Linked DNA regions of Mus musculus: region 1 is linked to region 2. Evidence: chromatin contacts called from ENCODE Hi-C or POLR2A ChIA-PET data. All regions are on one chromosome and are shown on one strand. The core of a region is the stretch at or near the end of the contact, and the rest is flanking DNA. Distances in the headings are between cores, read along the strand shown.

Region 1 (6,561 bases), core at 1,134-3,633, 570 kb after region 2:
GAAAGGTACATCTGAGTTTCCATTTCCCATATGCAGGGAGGGTAACACACTTACCCATACTCCCCCGCCCCCCACATCAACTCACCAATACAAACATTTACAAGGCATTTATTTCCACCCAGTAATCACACGTAGCCAAGAGGTCAAAGGCACTCCTAACTCATCTCAGATAGGACATTACAGAACATGTGCAGCAGAGGGACAGCCTTCAGCCAGGCACTCTCTGAAATGCTACCAGACATTAACTAGTCAATCCTCTCCAAACCATGTATTAAACTTAACGGTCTCTGTTTCACAAGTAAAAATTACAGGACAAACAGAACAAATGCCACTGACACAGCTAATGGAGTAAGATGGATGGCTCCAGAGTCATCTATCCAGAAGGGAGCCAACCCAGAGCTGCCTTTCTCCTTTTTAAAACAGACCAGGAAGTTGGAAGTTAACTGTAACAAGGAGCCCAGGTTTAAGCTCTCCCCTCCCCTGAGCTCAGCTATTGCTCAACCGGTCACCTCACCTAGAGCTCCTCTGTTAACCTACTCGGTGCCATTTTCTGCAAGTTCTCTCAGGATTTAATTTAAAAAAAGTAACATTCTGGGCTCTGAGGCGCTTGCTCCCCAGGACATATCCTGGAGGGATGCTCTCACAGAATGAATGCTGTGCACTCTGGCCTCCAAGTTATTTCCTCATTTGTTAACTGTTGCTGCTTTCTCTTCCCAAATTAGGGCAAAGAATTTCACAAAATTGGGACAGGATGAAAAAATTAAAACAAGCCACGGTAGGCACTGGATGAGTGGAACTGTTTGTCATTTGCTTAAACGTTCAAAAAGTTAGTAGAAGAATAACTTTACACTTCTCCCAGCTTAAGATTTGAGTCTAATTTTGAGCTGCTTCTCCTTGATTCAGTGTGGTGTATGTTTGAAATGCTATGCCTGCATTGTGTTAGTTACACAGCCTAGAAAAGATGAGGGGTCTGACGCTTAGAGTTGCTCACTGAGTTACTTGTCCTAGGCTACACAAATATTAAATCAACCTGGATGACTTAATGCCATGAAGGCATTTGTGGTCAAACTTCTGATAAATACAGGCCCAAATAGAGAGCAGGATAAAACTGAAAGCTGGGCAGTTCCTATTTAGCATGGTCCAAAGAGATCCCCAGAGTGCAAGCACTTATAACTCTCAGACGCTGTAAAACAGGATCTTAGGCTCTTGAGAATTCCCCTTTCTTATTCTATAGAGACAGATCTAGTGGCAATGCTGAAACATTCTCTATAGGACGCCGAGTGACTAAGTTAGGGGTTGGGAAACTGCTGACCTCATTCAGCCCTGCACGCATTTTTCCACTCATGGCCGTTTTCCATTTTCTAATGGAGGGCTTTATTTTCTTCCTCCTGGTTCATTGCAGCCAACACGTTTAAGATCAGTCTCAACTGGCAGAAAGGCCCAATGTTTAAAGTGCCCCAAGGAGGTAGTTCTGTGCTTCAAAGTCTCCACAGAAACACAAGACACTCTTGTCACTCTTTTCCACACCATGCTAACAGACCTTCCTCGAACTTCTTCCAGGAGTCTGGAAATTCTCGCCTTCTATCTACTCAAAGTCATACCTTACCCCCAAATGACGCCATGACGCCACTTTACTCCCACGATACAGGTCAAAATTCTCTCTACAAGAATCCAGTTAACACTTCACACATGAGCACTTTCCTTTTCCAACCTTCAAAACATCTCAAATCCCTCTCTGATCTTGGAACTCCTCTTCCTCACTCCTAGAAGTCTGGCGTTCTCCGTTCTCATGCCTTTTGCCTCAAGTCCTCCCTAGGGCTCCCTAGCAGGATCTCCAGCCAGAACCACGGCCAAGCGAGAGTCCTGGTCCGCACCTCCTTCAGTACAGAGGTGTGCGAGGACCCCAGCCCGCTTCCTCCACGCCCCCAACACTCACGTGTCACGGGAAAACAGAGCAACCGCGGCTCAGAAGCCCCCAAGAATGTGTCTCTGAGGTTGGAAGACGCGTCCGGAGATCAGGGGTGCGGGGGCGCAGACCCCAGTCCCTCGATTCCTCTCTGAAGCCAGCGCTTCCCTAGGCGCCTCAATGCGCCCCGCTCCAGAAGCCGGAAACAGGAAGCAGCGAGAGCCTGCTGAGCAACTGCTCCTCCCACTAGACTCCGCGGCGTGTGACCGCAGAACCTTGGTTCCCTGGTCTCTCTTTTGGACGCTGATTGGTCAGCAGCCTAGTTCGCTGTTCCCCGGTCCCATCAACTCCAATCACTCGGAGATTGTCAAGATCAGTTTCTTCTTTTCGGGTCGCCTTTCTACCAATGAGGTTCGAGCTCCGCCTCCAGGGACTCTGGGCGGGCGCTCCTCATCCACGCGGGGTCATGCGCCAGGTGTCCCAATAGGTCTGAAGACAGTACGTGAGGGCGATCTGTGGAACTACAAAGAGTGTCGCTCCTTGGGCTTGCTGGGAGTTGTAGTTCCCTCGCCCGAAGCTCTCTGGGAGTTGTAGTTTCTAGGACTCTTCTGCTACCTTGGTGGCCTCTGTGAGGCGCTGTTTAGCCATCAGTCGGCTGGGCTCGCTTCTGGTTTGCAGTTGACTCTGCTACCCAGACAGTGGAATGTTATAGGTCCTGCCTGTCTTGATTTTCTTTGTTCAGAATTTTCTAATTCTTTCGGGACATAACTATTGTTACTGTTACCTGGGCAATGAATTTTCCTATTGTGGCATCTTGCTAGATAAGCATACTGTCAAAGGCATATATCAAAGGCGCCTGCCCTATGTGTGCCGGCCCTCTAGCCTGTACTTCAGTTTGGGGGGACCCGTGTCTTTGTGCCTTTGGTAAGGTCATTTGAAGACTCCTTGGATTTATTATCCACTTCTCAAGCCCTAGTTGTTCTTAGAGCTTGGTTTGAAACAATTGCGGCTTCCTGGATTCGCTCTCCAGGTTACTCATTTCTTCCTCTGAAGTTTCTTTTGGCTTTAGCTGCTCATGCCCCTTTTACTCTCACGTGCTTTTGCATGCACCTCCCTCACTCTGCTTAGATAGGGATTCATGTCAGAGGTAGAACTGTGCTTAAACTGCTAACACCGTAGTGTCCTATACTTTTTAAAAAAGTTAACTTAAAAGTTTTAATACATTTTAATTAAAGTATAATTACTTCCCCTTCTTCTGACTTTTTCCTTCTTCCATTTCTTTCGAAGGCCCCTTCACCCAGCTCTCCCCATGTCCCCCACTCAGACTGATGGTCTCATCTTCTTTAATTGTTATAGTTACAAATATTTGCATAGATACACTACAACCTGCTGAATCTGTTTATGTTTGTATGTACATGATTTCAAGGATGATCACTTTGTATGGCATAGCCTCACTTCTCTGTTAGCATATTGATATCGCCATTGTTTAGATCTTGTTTTTGCCACCATTTCTATGAGACTGTTTCACACCAGACATCCTGGTATTGCAGCTCTTACGGTTTTTCCAGCCCCCCTCTTTTTTTATGTGTCCTGAGTCATAGATGCAGGAGCTGTGATGTAGAGGTAGCCACTGTGGCTAGGCCCCTCACCACCTGCTGATCTCTGCACCGTGTCCTGTCATGGTTTTCTGTGATGGTCTGTAGTGAGAATTTTGGAATTTTGGCTTCTTTAACACAGAAAACAATTTTAAGAACATATTTCCATTTTGATCCCAGGTGTGGGATTTGGGGCTGCTTCAGATTGTCCACAACAGCTGGCTATGATATTTGCCTTGTGCTCTGACAGGGGACGTGGTTTTTGCTAGTCCCTGCTAGAGCACAAGGCAAATATGTTTGATAGTTTCTGTGGTGGTATTTGGAATTCTGAGAACTTTTCAGAGGGTATGTGCAGAGAGGCAGGGGTGGTTGTTGATCATTGGGGGTGGTGGTGGTGGTTACGGTTTGTTAGTAGTTGTGCTCAAAGAAGAAACAAGAAGGGAAATTAGATTTCAGAGATCTCATTCCTTTCCTCTCTCCCCTCTATCCTTTTTTTCCCTCCTATCTATATTAGGATGTTGAAGGAGTGGAAGAGAGGGAGAGAAGGGTGGAGGAAAGAAGAACCCACAAAGTCGCAAAGACCAGCTACAATGGTCTCCATTTGCTGTAAACAAATGCTTATTTGATATATGGTGAAATTACACTTATCTGTGGGCCTAAGGATATGATTTCGAATGCAGTTAGGAATTATGCTGACCTTGCAAATTGGTAGTACATTTTCTTCTAAGATCCTACCAGCCCTGGGAAGTTAGATTTCTAGTACCAGGTATAATTTTCCTCCTGCTGAGTGGGCCTTAAGTCCAACCAGACAGCCGCTGGTTACCACCAACATATGAGGGACATCTACTGTACCTTTATGGATGTCTTGCTATGCTGGCCATTGCGATTTATAGGTACCACAGCTGGGTAGGACTATGAATTGCCCCTTCTCTGGCACCTTGTAGAGTATTTTCTGGTACCTTGGAAGCTATACTGCAGGAATGCGGCTTTCGGGTTAGATCGAGCTCATACAGTCTGAGCCCTGTATCCTAGATGTGCTGTGTCTTCAGCAAGAGGAGCTTACCTTTGACCTCTGAGAGGCAACCGAAGGCAGTAGCCATTGTCTATGTTGCTTTAAGGGTCACTTGGACTGCCCTGACCAACCATTTTAGAGACATCGCATGCTTTCCACTGGGGGTTTTGTTAGTCTGTGGTTCTTGTGGGAAGCGTGTTCAGCTCAAGTGGCATAACTTTCATATACATAGTGTGATATATGTATATATATATATATATATATATATATATTATTTGTGAATGTGTGTGTGCATTGTGTATAATTTTAGGTAAATATTAAATAATAAGATTACATGAGGGTTTATCAGAAAGCCTTGGTGTTATTTGTCCCTCCTCCTTCTGTGCTGCCCTCCTTTCCCTCTGGTCTCATAGCTTGAATCATAGAGTGCATAGCAGCAGTTCGTGTCTGGCAGCGTCTTGACCACAGTGGTTAGGGGTTGTCCACAGTCTGCCCCACATCTCCTGCCAGGATCTCCTTGCCTTCCTCCAGGATGATGTTCTTCTTGTCCTCACTCAGGCAAAAGAGCACCGCCTTCTTGCGTTTCTTCACTTCTGGTGTTGAAGATTTGCGAACTTTCATGTCATTGAACACCTTGAAGACAGTCAGAGCAGAGGCCATGGTTCCGGAAATGAAAGGGAGACAGAAAGAGCCACTGAAGACCTGAGCCCCTGCAGCTGCTGGGATCTGGCTGAACCTGATTTCTGTGTTGTTGCTTGTTTTGTTTTTACTTTTCAAGACACGGTTTCCCGGCCGGGCATGGTGGCGTACGCCTTTAATCCCAGCACTCGGGAGGCAGAGGCAGGTGGATTTCTGAGTTTGAGGCCAGCCTGGTCTACAAAGTGAGTTCCAGGACAGCCAGGGCTATACAGAAAAACCCTGTCTCAAAAACAAAAACAAAAACAAAAACAAACAAAAACCACGGTTTCCCTATGTAGCTTTTGTCGTCTTGGAACTCACTCTGTAGATCCGGCTGGCCTCAAACGCATAGATAATTTCCTGCCTCTGCCTCTCAAGTACTGGGATTAAAGGCATGCATTATAAACAGCCACGCTCCTCCCCTTCTTTCCACTTCTATCTCCTGAAATGTTCCTTGAGGCAGGGCTTGACAAAGATGTCCCACTTGTTACCGGGCATTCAGTCACTTATTCGGTCTTAGCATTTTGAATAGTTACGAGTCTCTGCATTGACCTCTACTACCTGCAACAGGAAGCTTCTTTGACTAAGGCTGGGAACAGCTCAGATCTGTGAATCGAAACATAACTATTTAGAAGGCAGTTTGGCAGCGCTACCATTTAGCAAAACAATATCATCAGATTCTCCCCTGCGGCCTATTCTTTCCCCAGCCTGGGGTTTCGGTACAGACGTCAATATCCTCCTGTAGGAAGTCCTCAGATCCAGTCAAGAGAGCAGCTGTTACACCAGTCAACAGTTTTGTTGCATAATGTGTTCCTTAGATTTGTAACGTTTTCTTCAAATGGAAACATTTCTTCCAGGAGGTACTAGAAGACAGAGGGGGCCTCAGGAGGTAAGCAGAAGGTCACATGACCTAAATAACACAAGCGTGGAAGAGTCACTGGGGCCCATGTCAACAGTGAAGAAGAGAGTAGAGAGTTGCTGGGGTGGAGCCTCTGACTGCCCAAACCAAGGTCAGAAGGAGAGGAATAGGTAGAGAGCTCTGGGCTGTAGTTTTCAGGAGTCATCACCTATGTTGGGGTAGGCTTTCTGGTGACACGGCTGCCTTTGAATCATCCCTACTCCTTGTAAGGGACCCCTCTCCCACATTCCTGCTAGTGACCCTCATTGGTTCACCATATTGGACCTCGGTGCCAGTACTTACATGGGTCTTCCACAGGCTCCCTTTCTGGGGTGAGCCAATGTGTATGTGTGTCGCGACTGCTCAGGAAAAGTCTGCCATGAACCATGAACCCAGTGGCACATCTTGCCTGCTAGATCAGTAAGTAGTTCAGCAAGCAGGGCCCAGAGCTGAGTGAAATCAAAGATCAATT
Region 2 (6,794 bases), core at 607-3,106:
GCTGGTTTTTCAGCCCTCACAGTAAGCACTTTACCTGAGATGGGCTCCAATTTCTTTTTCCAGTGAGCATTTGCTGAGTGCCTACTAGGTGCAAGACACTATGCTGGTCCTTCCAGTCCCCACAGATACAGTTTAACAAGACTTCAGGCTATTCATTCCACCCTGGAGCTCAGAAGACTGGACAGTAAAGCAGAGATAGAGATGAACATAAAGTGCTATGGAAGTCCGCAGAGAGCTGGCCTGAACCAAAGACTCAGGTAGAGCAATGTGTAAGCTAAATCATAACGTGGTACCTGTGACTACCATCATGCTGAGTTTCAGTCATGGTCAATGTGAGATCTGAGTGGCAACTCCTTTACCAAAAGATATACAACTCGTAGGGCCCACTGCACAGGTCTGTACAAAACAACTCATCAATGATGAATGACCCTCTGGTTAGGAAGCAAAATGGAGATGTGGAGAAGGTAACTTTCCAGCAAGAGAAAAACCATGAAGGTATGTAGGTCAGAAAAGGGATACTACTAGTACTGTATTTTTATAACGATTTAGTTACCCTATACTCTTTTATTTAACTCTCAAAAAAAAACCTGTGAAGGGGTTGGGGAAATGGCTCAGTAGTTAAGAACACTTGTTGCTCCTGCAGAAGACAGGGGTTCAGTTGCCAGCACCCAGATGATGGTTCACCAACATCAGTGACTCCAGTTCCTGGAGATCTGATGTCTCACAACATCACTCTGACCTCTGTGAGCACAAGGCATACCCACTCATACAGACAGACAAAACACCCATACACATACCTCTAAAACAAATAAAAACCTGTGAGGTACACAAGACGTGCACAGTCTTCTCACGCTACTTCTCCTGTTTTACAAATGAGAACCCTTAAGGCCTGGGGAAGAAAAACATTGATTGGCTCATAAATTACACAGCTATTTAGTGTCGAGGGCTCAGACCTAAAGAGTTTTCAACACAAATCCCAGCGAATTCTCTTTGAACTCCTTAACATCCTACAACAGCCCAAAACCTCAATCACTGGATTACAAGGTTGTCAGGCCTTACAAGAGGAAAAAAAAAAAAAAAAAAAAAAAAAATGCTGCACTGACTCTGGGAAAGCTCTAAGAGAGGTGACTGGATTGATAGGAAGGCAGAAATCCCTACATAATCAATGTGTGGGGGGGAGGGGTACACACACACAAACAAAATGAAAACACGCAATAGCTCATCACTGGAATACAAGATCTTAACGTGTGCCTACTGCGCCCCCCCCCCCCAAAAAAAAAAAAAAACTAAAGGATGATGACACTTGGCGAGAATGACAACAGTATCAATTAAAATAGATCATCTAAACAGTGGACAGCAAAACTACCATTCCGGACAAGTGTCAGGCGGGATCAGAAGCGCGGGGGGAGGGGGGGGAGCGTGCCGTGTGCGTGTGCGGACGCGCGCGTGGAGGATTACAAGCCAAAGGTCGCAGCAAGAGTAACAGATGGAGCAGGCATGAATGGATTGCGGATGACGAGGAGCAGACGATGTCTCAGGGGGAGGGATGGGGAGGAGAGGTGGAAAGACGCATGACGGCAGGAAGAAAAGAAAACAAAATCAGAGTTCCAGCAAAACAGAAAAGTAGACGGAGCCGCCGGCAGCCCGGGTGGCAGGCTAACTACGGCGGCAGCGGCTCGAGCCGATGGCTGCTGCCCAAGGACACAACCGTCACCCCGGCGGGCGCCGGCTGCAAATCCCCCTGGGTACCTGTAACCGCGGTTGGAGGCCCGCGGCGGAATCCGGTAGACGCTGACGTCGGGCTTCACACACAGCACGGACTCATATTCCAGCTCTGCCGCCATCTTGGCTCCGCTAGCGCCGCGGGGGCGGGGCACGGGTGGGGGCGGGCTGAGACGCCGACGGCTTCCTTCGCGTCACTTCCGCTCGGGTACAGCTTCGAGGTTAACCTCTAGGCGGCGCAAAACCTGTTACAATCTGGAAACGCTGATGCGCCTGGCTCGCCATCTTGAGTAACGGCAAAGACAGGCTCAGTGGTAGAGCACTTGCCTGCCAAGGCCTCGGGTTGGGCTCTTTCCCCAGCGAAAAATTAAAAATAAGAATTCAGTTCTCTTTTACCTACCTTCAAACGGTAACCAGAAAAAAAAAAAAAAAAAGTCACTGAATATACGAAAACAAAACAGAGGTTGGACAAAATGAATCTCTGCTTTCTCATTCTGTTCTCATAAGCAAGTGTCCAATGCATAATCTATTAAGTGCTACCATGGGGTTGTTTTGTTTTTTTGCAATTTTGTAGGTTTTGTTGGTGACTTCTCCATATTAAAATGACTGATTACAGTGCTAAATGCTATCTAGCATCCCTCAGCATGAGTAGCCCAGCTGGCTACACATCACGATGAGTACTAAACAGCTCTATCCACAAATATGTTCTTTGTGCACTCGCAAATAAATGTAAGCTTACAACAGTGTAACTTAGAAATGTTTTAGATGGCACTGACTTCAAGTGGCAAAACCAAGTCTGATCTTATCTTGTCCCCCCCAAAACACCAGTAGCAGCCTCTTTCATTGCATTCTATCGACTGGTTGACTTTTACTTCTGATTGGTCTGCTTTGCCTAGCAAAGCCAGTTCAACAAGAATTAGACTTTAGGGTTGGTGAGATGGCTCAGTGGGTAAGAGCACCTGACTGCTCTTCCAAAGGTCTGGAGTTCAAATCCCAGCAACCACATGGTGGCTCACAACCATCCATAACGAGATCTGACTCCCTCTTCTGGAGTGTTTGAAGACAGCTACAGTGTACTTACATATAACCAATAAATAAATCTTTAAAAAAAAAAAAAAAAAAGAATTAGACTTTAATTGGCTGGTAAGGATGTAGAGACTGGCTACGGTTGCCAGGACTATAAATTGATCCAACGCTGCTTTGAAGGGACATTTAGCAGAACTCTCCAAATATTAAGTGGGTGTAGCCTTTAACAGTTCCACTAGCTTTTTGTTTGTTCATGTCTGTTTATTTGGAGACAGAGTTTCAATGTAGTCCAGGCTGGCCCTCATCTCATTATGTACTAAAGAATGACTTTGAACTTGTAATCCTCCTGCCACCATAGTACTGGAATTACAGGCATGTGTCACCACACTCTTTTCTTTTCTTTTTTTCAGTGTTTTGGATCACATCCAGGGTTTTGTGAGAACTAGGCAAGCATTCTATCAATTTAGCTACATCCCCAACCAAAAACTTTTTTTTCTATCATATACTTCTCCAACACATGTTATAAAGAGAATACATACACTGTGGATGGAGACATAAAAAAGAAAACAGACAGAAAAAATGGTCTTTTACTGGTTTCCTATTTCTAAACCTATGATCTCAACGGAAGCCTCGGTCATGTTACTATACCGCATTGAACTCTTTCGTTTCCTCTTTCTGGATCAGCAGTGCTGACAATCCCTTACTGAGGCCCCAGCCCCTGGTTCACCTTTCAAGTGCTATGTATTTTTTTCTCCCCAAATCTGGTCATCCTAGAGACTTCTGGTTTCACATAGTTAACTCTCCCTAATCTTACACTCCTTCTTGCCACATGTAAGGTATGATATACGATAACCACCTGCAGCTTACTCCAAGAATTTGTAGTTTGTTTAGTATTTTAAAACCAACAAACATAATACGGGATATTAGCAAAATAATGAGGAAATACACACTGGCCTCTTCTACACGTGCAGCACACCATTTTCCATGGTCTTACAGTGTCCTCTCTGATTTAGATGGCCATATTATCCTAATTTTCCTGGTGGTGGTTTGTTTGTGGCAGCATCCCATTCTCTTGGCCAGGCTTCTCCTGTTTCTGCTTCCTAAGTGCTATTACAGGTGCAAGCACACTCACCTCCATATTTAGTTCTACTTCTGAACATGTATGTCCACATATGTTTCTCACTTACTCCTTAGTAAGATCTTGAAGTCTAATTTAAATATCACTGTCTCTGGGATTTGTTCCTCATCTTCTGTTTGCTTGCTTGTTTCTTTTTAATGTACGAGTGCTTGTCTATGGGTACCACAGAGACCAGAGGAAAGCACTGGATTTCCTCAAGGTGGAGTTACAGATGATGATGCTTAGAACCAAACCCAGGTTATGTGGCATGGCTTGGCTCTTCCCTTCTTTCCTCCTTTATTCCCCTTTGAGCATCAGCTGAGGTTCTACAGCTCCCCTGGTCGGATGTTTTTCTTTTAAACCAATAATACCGTCCTGTGCTTCCATCTGAGTCAGCCCTTAAATTCTTATATTATGAGGTACCCTAAAGGAGTTCCCAGTTGCCCCCGTATCACTGGTCTTCAGCACAATTTCTAGTATATCGTAAGAACTGTAGATATATTTGTATTATATTATCATTACGACCTGGTTAGCATTTGTTCAAATCTCAATCAAAATAATTAATAATGCCTTGACTGTGACATTAATCCCAGCACCCAGGAAGCCCAGGCCAGCAGAACTTGATGAGTTTAAGGCCGGCCTGGGCTATGTAGTGAACACCTGCCTGATTGGGGAATGGGGGGATGTTAGGGTGCCTTAACTAGAATTCACTTCTACCCACCACTGGAGGACAAGTAGCTTACATAGCTCACAGGTTCAGATTAGCTGCTGAAAAAAAAAAATCTCTCTTCTGTGTGACTTCCCACGTGTATGTGATTTAGCCACGTTGTAGGAAAACACTTTTCTTGGAAATGATGTCACCTTGCCCATTTCAAACTGTGATTACTTTTAATGCAATGTAACCATGAAAATGAGTCACATATTTATTTACTTTTTCAATCATCTTTACCCACACATAAAAAGTTATTTTTAACAAGTTTATAAATTCTGCCTTACACCTTTGTCCAGAACAACATTATCAATGGTATTTATTAGGGTATAATATCCCTAACTCTTGAGGCTGGAGAGATGGCTAAGCAGTTAAGAGCTACTTTTCCAGATAGACCCAGGTTCAATTCCCACCACCCACATGGCAGTTCACAGCTGTCTGTAACCCAATTCCAGGGGATCCAACACCCTCACACAGACACACATGCAGGCAAAACACCAAAGCTCATAAGATAAAAATAAACCATTTTTAATAAACTGGCCTCACACAGGATTCTCAGAGATCCATCTGCCTCTGCTTCCTGATTGCTGGGATCAAAGGCATGTGCCACCACACCTGACTTGTCTCATAATTTTTGAAGTAATATTTTTCACCACATGGCACTATACCATCTGGGCAGCACACAAGATGCTAGTTACAGAATCGTGTACATAAACTTTTCATGTAAAATAAGCCAAAAGTTATTTCTCAAGTATAAAAAGTGTAGAGTCTTTTTCCAAGGTGTTGTCGGATCCTCTGAAGTTGGCAGTCACATTAACCAACACAACATTCTATGTGTAGACTTAGCTACACATAGAAAACTTAGAAGGGGACACACAGCCAGCGTCTGTAACCAATTGGGAAACGCATTTGAAAAGAGACCATGAAAACGAAACTTAACTCCTCTTTAAGCATGTCTGCACAGGATCTTTACGGTATACATGTACTAGATGTATAATTCAAAATACTTTTAGTAGAAACCTGGACCTGCAAGATGGATGAGTGGATACCTCACCTGCCATGCAAGTCCAATGACCTAAGTTCGACCCTTAGAGCCCACAGTAGACAGCTGCAGACAATGACAGCCAGCCCTGTGCTTCACAGCACAGCCGAAACAAGAGAGACCCTGCCTCAAAAAGGTAGAAAGAGAGAAGCAACTCTTGAAAGCTGTCCTTTGACCTTCCCACACAGGTCATCTCACACACACACACACACTAAAATTAAACAAATGAACAATTCAACAAGTACATGTAGGAAACATGACATCAGCCCTAGCATAGGTCCATGTAATGTAAATTAAACAGTGGAGAGTGTCACCCATTGACCTAAGTGTAGCCACTCTTACTCCTTACACACGAATATTGTGCTGTAGTTACTGAGTCAGGTTAAACTAGCCCAGCCTGCAACTCTCAGTTGATAATCTCTAAATCTGAGGAGTAATTTGTTTGTTTGCTATTCTCAACATCCTGAGCAGCACATGGGACCTGACAAGTATTTAGCCAGGAGCTCAAAATGACTTTGAGTCCCAGTCCTTTGAGTCAAACCCATCTTTGCCTATGTGGAGAAAACGAGATCAGGTCATTAAAAAGCCGAAGACTCGGTCTCAGTTGGGGACACTGGCTTAAAGTTGAAAATGAGAAGTTAGGATTCCGTTTCCTGACGATTTCAGGGAAACCTGTCCTCTTGCTCTGCTGCAGCGACTGCAAAGGATGATTCAGACCCAGGAGGCTTGAGGCTGTGATTCACCCTCAAAGAATCCCCATAACAAAAATGTGAGGCATGTCTCAAGCGCTAGCTGCAATTAGAAGAGTAAGGCACTAAGCCTAGCGTTTGCTTTTCACACCAACTGTAGCCATTCCTTACTATGCCATGAAACTGGTGGAGTCGGAGTAAGGGTGCGTCATTAAGAAAATATGTCTTTCCAGAGTAATGCTTGCTGCGTGAACAGTCTTGCGCGCTGTGGTTCAGAGCTTTGATTATCAGGAAAATTCTTTTAAATGTTCTTACTACATTTATTTATGCGTGTGTGTGCCCACATGCGTATGTGTGTTCTGGGCCTTACGTTCAGAGGTCAGAGGATAACTTGCGGGGAATTACTTCTTTCATTTCTCCATGTGGGTTCTGGGAATCAAACTCAATTTGTCAGACTTGGCAGCAAGTGCCCTTACGCACTGAGCTATC

What was found. Hi-C counts contacts between places; a loop is a spot of excess contacts on that map. ChIA-PET counts read pairs that join two places held with the same protein, here RNA polymerase II (POLR2A).
Region 1: a map of T-helper 17 cell shows a loop between it and region 2 (4-fold over the local background). The contact joins the promoter of M6pr here to the promoter of Necap1 in region 2. A Hi-C loop is called at or near these places in 2 of 37 maps with a recorded cell type or tissue (both T-helper 17 cell). POLR2A ChIA-PET finds 5 or more read pairs at or near these places in 1 of 5 experiments (Patski).

The regions. Positions count from the first base shown.
Region 1 is chr6:122,304,542-122,311,102 of GRCm38, reverse strand. M6pr (mannose-6-phosphate receptor, cation dependent) reads right to left here and starts at 2,383. Exons shown (of 7, transcript NM_010749.7): 1 at 1,937-2,383.
Region 2 is chr6:122,869,619-122,876,412 of GRCm38, reverse strand. Necap1 (NECAP endocytosis associated 1) reads right to left here and starts at 1,856. Exons shown (of 8, transcript NM_026267.3): 1 at 1,750-1,856. The coding sequence starts at 1,844.